Linked DNA regions of Homo sapiens: region 2 is linked to region 1. Evidence: chromatin loops called from intact Hi-C (ENCODE). Cell type or tissue: sigmoid colon. All regions are shown on one strand. Links, peaks and the distances in the headings refer to the core of each region. The heading gives the core; the rest is flanking DNA.

Region 1 (2,914 bases), core at 271-2,770:
TTCTCATCTGGAGGCGAGATAGCACAGTGCACCACCCTGAGAGTTGGGAGAGATCTTCCTTTGTCCCGGATCTGCATTGTCTATTGTTTTGACCCTTGTTTTATCATTTAACCTCTCTGAACTTTGTTTATTTGTCCAACTTAATACAAGGATGATGAAGCTTGCCCAGCCCATTCTGAGTTGATCTTAAGCTCAGCATGTACTGGGGTGTGACCCAAACAGGGAAGTTGACATCCTCTCTACTAAAGTTAATAGAATGAGAATGTTCAGGGTCATTGTTCAGTCCCAGCAGTCTGGTGTTCAGTGTGGACGTTGGCCTGTTGGCTCACACCAGGCAGAGGGGGTGAGTAGTCGTTCACGCTGCTTTGCGGCAGGGACGTGGGGTTTCAGAATGGGTTAGGGTGATACTAGGTTATTTCAAAGATGATCCCTTCCAACTCTGAGACTGGGTCCTGTGTCACAGGCCTTAGTGAGAGTTAGATGAGATCATGGCTACAAAAGCACTTGGAGAACAAACATTCTAGACAAGTAAAGGTATTATTATCAGTAGACCATGTGACATTAGCTCATAGTTTTTAAATGTTTAACTTTCTTGCATATCCCCGTGAGGCGGAAAATAACTTCCAAGTTCCTACATGCTGGTAGATGATTTCGTTTCATTTCATAAAGAGACCAAACCTTTCCTCATACCATCTTAACTGCATTTTGCTTTTCTTATTTTATTTCATATGTTTAACAATGACTGGAAACATTTGACCTGCCAAGACTTGAATTTGGGCATCTGGGGTTTCTCCCACTGTCCATGATAGCATCACCAGCAAGTGGAGCACAGGCTGTACATTCCCCGTGTGAGCTTTCGGAGTGAGGAATGTTCTCCACCTCCTGGAAAAAACAGGGCCCAACTCACAGGAGTTAAAAGGAAACTGATTTTAGAACCCTCTTACAGTACTGTGACTTTTCACTCATCAGTGTTGGGAACTGGTTCTCTTTCTCTTAAAAGAACCCCCTGGGGCTTTAAGCTTAAACGATGACAGTGACTCAGAGTGGCTCATGCTTATTGCACCTTGACGCTGTGCCAAGTGCTGTTTTAGCCCTTTACGTGTAAGATACACCACAGCCTGTGAGTAAGCATTTGCTTTGTAGATTAGGAAACCAAGGAACATGCAGTAAATAACTGGCCTAGAGTCACACAGTTAAGCTGGAAGTTGGACCTTGGCATGTGACTCCAAAGCCCTGCCTGAAGCGCTGCTCCTCCCCTCCTTGCAAGCAGAGACCTGCCACACAGAGCCCACAGAGGTCTGAAGAAGGCAGGATTTCCTGTTCGTAGCTCAGGAGAGCAGACAGTGGTGTTAAGCAGGAAAAGCACATTAGAATTCCAGTTTACTTACAGTGCTCTCCACACCAGGAAGGAAATGCCCCAAATATGAACATGGCTTCCACTAAGATAAATGGCCCCAATCTAGGGGATTCCCATTTGCATCAGAAAAACTGTTAATATAGAGATCAGAGTTTTTACCTGCTACATCTTTCATATTTTCTTTCCTTAGGTTAAAAAGATCAAGTGGCATGAGCAGCCTTTTGGGGAAAATTGGTGCCAAGAAGCAGAAAATGAGCACCCTTGAGAAGTCCAAACTGGACTGGGAGAGCTTCAAGGAGGAAGAGGGGATTGGTGAAGAACTGGCCATCCATAATCGAGGGAAAGAGGGGTAAGAAGGAGTAGGTTTTATGCCTTGGAAAATCCTCAGAACCCTGAAATCAAATGATTTATTGGAGACAAACTGCCCACTGTAAGCAAGCAGGAGCTTTTCATGATGGAACTAAAAATGTGAGCACTTTGGTTTGTCAGTAAGTCTCTGTTCCAGTGTGGGGCAGGGCCTGTCACTGGGAAGGCCACTGCGGGTGGAGGGAAGGCGGGGCATGTGAGGAGTACTCTCAGGGGCCAGTCACATCTGCCAAGCTGAATTTGCTGAATTACAGCTCCAGTGAACTGTAAGTTGCCTAGTGGTTGGATCTGGCCTGTGGTAGCAGCCTTGGCCTTATCTGAATCATTTGTCCTTCTGAGAAACCAAACTAGTTCAGATCCGTCAAAAACTGAGCCAATGGAATGCCTAGATGTTGCATTATTGTGAATTTTTTTTTGTCTGTGTCATTATGGCCTGGGGTGGGGCTTTACCCTTGGCTATAGCCTGTGTGATAGGCCAGGCCCTCAGACAGCACCCCAGGCCATCACTTGCACCTCTTTCTCTTCGCTGTGGAATACAAAGAGAATGTTCATAACCTACGTATTCAGTTGTAAAAAGGGTCCTTTCCTTGTCATATTTGTCTTACTGGTGATTAAACAAAAAATCAAGAAAGAAATGGTGGCCAGGCATGGTGGTTCACACCTGTAATCTTGGCACTTTCGGAGGCCGAGGCGGGCAGATCACTTGAGGTCAGGATTTCGAGACCAGCCTAGCCAACCTGGCAAAACCCCATCCTACTAAAAATATAAGAATTAGCCAGGCATAGTGGTGCACACTTGTAATCCCAGCTACTTGGGAGGCTGGGGCAGGAGGATCACTTGAACCCACTAGGTGGAGGTTGCAGTGAGCCAAGACTGAACCACTGCACTCCAGCCTGGGTGACAGAGCAAGACTGTGTATCAAGAAAGAAAGAGAGAGAGAGAGAGAAAGGAAAAGAAAAGAAAGAAAAGGTGTTCATAAGTACTTACGGACCTCAGAAGGCACTAAGGAAGTTACCACAGAAGTGGCTTCATGGCTCAAAATCAACAGTCCTCACCCCTAGCCATGAAAGGAAATGTTGAGTGTCCCACCAGAGAGCCCTGGCTGCTCGGCAGCTCTGCTTCTTACCAGTAAGCTCTTCTCCACCAGCATACTGGACACCTCTGAGGCTCAGCTCCTTTACCAATAAAACT
Region 2 (2,914 bases), core at 269-2,768, 52 kb before region 1:
CTAGCTGTTTTGATAATTTTGGTTATCCTTTTGTGATACTACGCCAAATGTGAACAGTGATGTAACAGCATGCATTAATCATTTCAGAACTGCTGATTACTGGGTTATACAGCTCTTCTAACGTTGACTGATTTCATTAGACATTCTCAACAAGTCACATTCATTAATATCAGTGCCAATCAAAAGTCTTCACAAGGAAGCTGTCTAGTTCACGGTGGTAGGCAACAAGTTTTCCAAAATTCTAAAGCTCAGAATTTATCACTGCCAGCAGATACTGTCAGGTCTTGGACAGACAGACATTGTTCACTTTCGAGAAAAGAGAAAATGTCTGTCGAATACTTAAGTATGAATAACCATAGTCTATCTGCCAGTCATTTTTTTCAGGTAAAAATGGTGTTCATGGGGGAAAAGTAGGTAATTCAGCTTGTAATTTGGTTGTACAAATGCTCTTCCTGGAGACTCCCACTCTTGGCAGAAGTGCTTTATGATCACTTTCATTTTCATAAAAAATATTTAAAAGATACCTAGTTAAGAATCAAGCTTTAATAAATACCTCATTTTATGTAAAATATTTATTTTACTTAATAACTTGCTGTTTCATTTTTTTATTAAAAAAGCTTTAGAATAATGTTGTATTGAATATCTGAAGAGATTATTATTTCAGAAAAGCTGCTAAAATGACATGGAGAGTTCCTATATGTAGGCATGCCTCATCTGATGGCACTGTGCTTTACTGTGCTTCACAGATACTGTGTTTCTTACACATTGAAGGTTTGAGTTGAGCATATCTACCCGTGCCATTTTAACAGCAGCTTGTATTTACTTCATGTCTCTGTCCTATTTTGGTAATTCTCATAATATCTCAAATTTTTTCATTATTATTATATTATTATGGCGGTGTGCAATCAGTAATCCTTGGTGATACTATTGTAATTGTTTTGGAGCACCATGAGCCACACCCACATAGGATAACAAACTTATTTGGTAAATATTGTATTCCCTGAGACAAAACAATATTGAAATTAGGCTAGTTAGTAACCCTACAGTGACCTCTAAGTGTTCAAGTAAAAGGAAGAGTCACATCTCTCACTTTAAATCAAAAGCTAGAAATGATTTAAGGTTAGTAAGAAAAGATGTTGAAAGCCAAGACAGGCTAAAAGCTAGGCCTCTTGTACCAAACAGTTAGCCAAGTTGTAAATGCAAAAGAAAAGTTCTTGAAGGAAGCTAAGAGTGCTACTCCAGTGAACGCACAAATGATAAGAAAGTGAAATAGCTTTATTGCTGATCTGAAGACAGCTTGAATGGTCTGAATAAGATCAAACCAACCACACAACATTCCCTTAAGCCAAAGCCTAATCCAGAGTAAGGCCTTAACCCTTCAATTCTATGAAGGCTGAGGGAGAGGAAGCTCCAGGAGAAAAGTTTGAAGTTAGCAGAGGTTGTTCATGAGATTCTTTCCTTAGAAAGAAGCTGTTTCATCAGCTGCAGGAGCTTACACCTGTAATCTCAGCACTTTGGAAGTCAAGGCAGGTAGATCAGTTGAGGTCAGGAGTTCGAGACCAGCCTGGCCAATATGGTGAAACCCCGTCTCTACTAAAAATACAAAAATTAGCTGGTCATGGTGGTGCACACCTGTAGTCCCAGCTACTCAGGAGGCTGAGGTAGGAGAATCGCTTGAACTCGGGAGGTGGAGGTTGCACTGAACTGAGATCATGCCACTACACTCCATCCTGGGTGACAGGATGAGACTTCGTTTCAAAAAAATTAAAAATTAAAAATAAATAAAATAATTTTAAAAAAGAAAGAAGCTGTTTCCAGGCTGGTCGAGGTGGCTCACACCTGTAATCCCAGCACTTTGGGAGGCCAAGGCGGGTGGATCACATGAGGCCAGAAGTTCAAGACCAGCCTCGCCAACATGGCAAAAGCCCATCTCTACTAAAAATACAAAAATTAGCCAGGCATGGTGGCACACGACTGTAGTCCCAGCACTTGGGAGGCTGAGGCAGGAGAACTGCTTAAACCTGGGAGGCGGAGGTTGCAGTGAGTCAAGATCACGCCACTGCATTACAGCCTGGGCAACAGATCAAGACTCTGTCTCAAAAAAAAAAAAAAAAAAAAGAAAGAAAGCAGCTGTTTCCATAACATGGAAGTACAAGATGAAGCAGCAAGTTCTGATGCGGAAGCTGCAGTAAGTTATTTAGAAGATCCAGCTAAGATAATTGATGAAGGTGGCTACACTAAACAACAGATTTTCAGTGTAAATGAAACAGCCTTTTCTTTTTTCTTTCTTCTTATTATTTTTTTAAATAGCTTTCTATTGGAAGAAGATGCCATCTAGGACTTCAGTTAGCTCGGAAGGAGAAGTCAATGCTTGGCTTCAAAATTTCGAGTGATAAGGTGGCTCTTTTGCTAAGGGCTAATGTAGCTGGTGACTTTAAGTTGAAGTCAGTGCTCATTTGCCATTCTAAAAATCCTAGGGCCCTTAAGAATTATAATCTACTCTGTGTTTTTTAAGTGAAACAACAAAACATAGATGACAGCACATCTGTTTCCAGCATAGTTTCCTGAATATTTTAACCCCACTTTTGAGACATACCGCTCAGACAGAAAGATTCCTTTCAAAATGTTACTGCTCATTGACAGTGTACCCAGTCATCCATATGCTCTGATGGATGTGTACAAGAAGATTAATGTTGTGTTGTTTACTGTTAACATCCATTCTGCAGCCCATGGATCAAGAAGTAATTTCAACTTTGAAGTGTTACTTGTTTATTTGTTTATTTTCACTCCTGACAAGCTGTGATGGTCTTATTACTTAAATACATTTAATAAGGCTATAGCTGCCGTAGATAGTGATTTATCTGATGAATCTGGACAGAGTTTATTGAAAACCTTCTGGAAAGAATTCACTATC

Evidence for each region. Hi-C counts contacts between places; a loop is a spot of excess contacts. Peaks named below come from ENCODE experiments on the same cell type or tissue, not always from the same donor. Only the 100,000 strongest peaks of a DNase experiment are listed, where the experiment ranks them.
Region 2: a loop joins it to region 1, with 2.3 times the contacts of the local background. A loop is called at or near these places in 12 of 110 quality-filtered maps.

What each region holds. Positions count from the first base shown.
Region 1 is chr16:75,303,816-75,306,729 of GRCh38, reverse strand. It overlaps CFDP1 (craniofacial development protein 1), which reads left to right. Exons shown (of 7, transcript NM_006324.3): 6 at 1,548-1,706. Among named protein-coding and RNA genes, the nearest start is that of BCAR1, 54 kb to the right of the region's middle. RefSeq lists an enhancer at 379-1,578. In sigmoid colon, for the core only: no CTCF peak of the experiment used is centred there; DNase peaks (open chromatin) are centred at 1,209 and 1,932; H3K27ac peaks cover 2,107 bases.
Region 2 is chr16:75,356,116-75,359,029 of GRCh38, reverse strand. All of the region lies in intron 5 of CFDP1 (craniofacial development protein 1), which reads left to right. Among named protein-coding and RNA genes, the nearest start is that of CFDP1, 76 kb to the left of the region's middle. In sigmoid colon, for the core only: no CTCF peak of the experiment used is centred there; no DNase peak of the experiment used is centred there.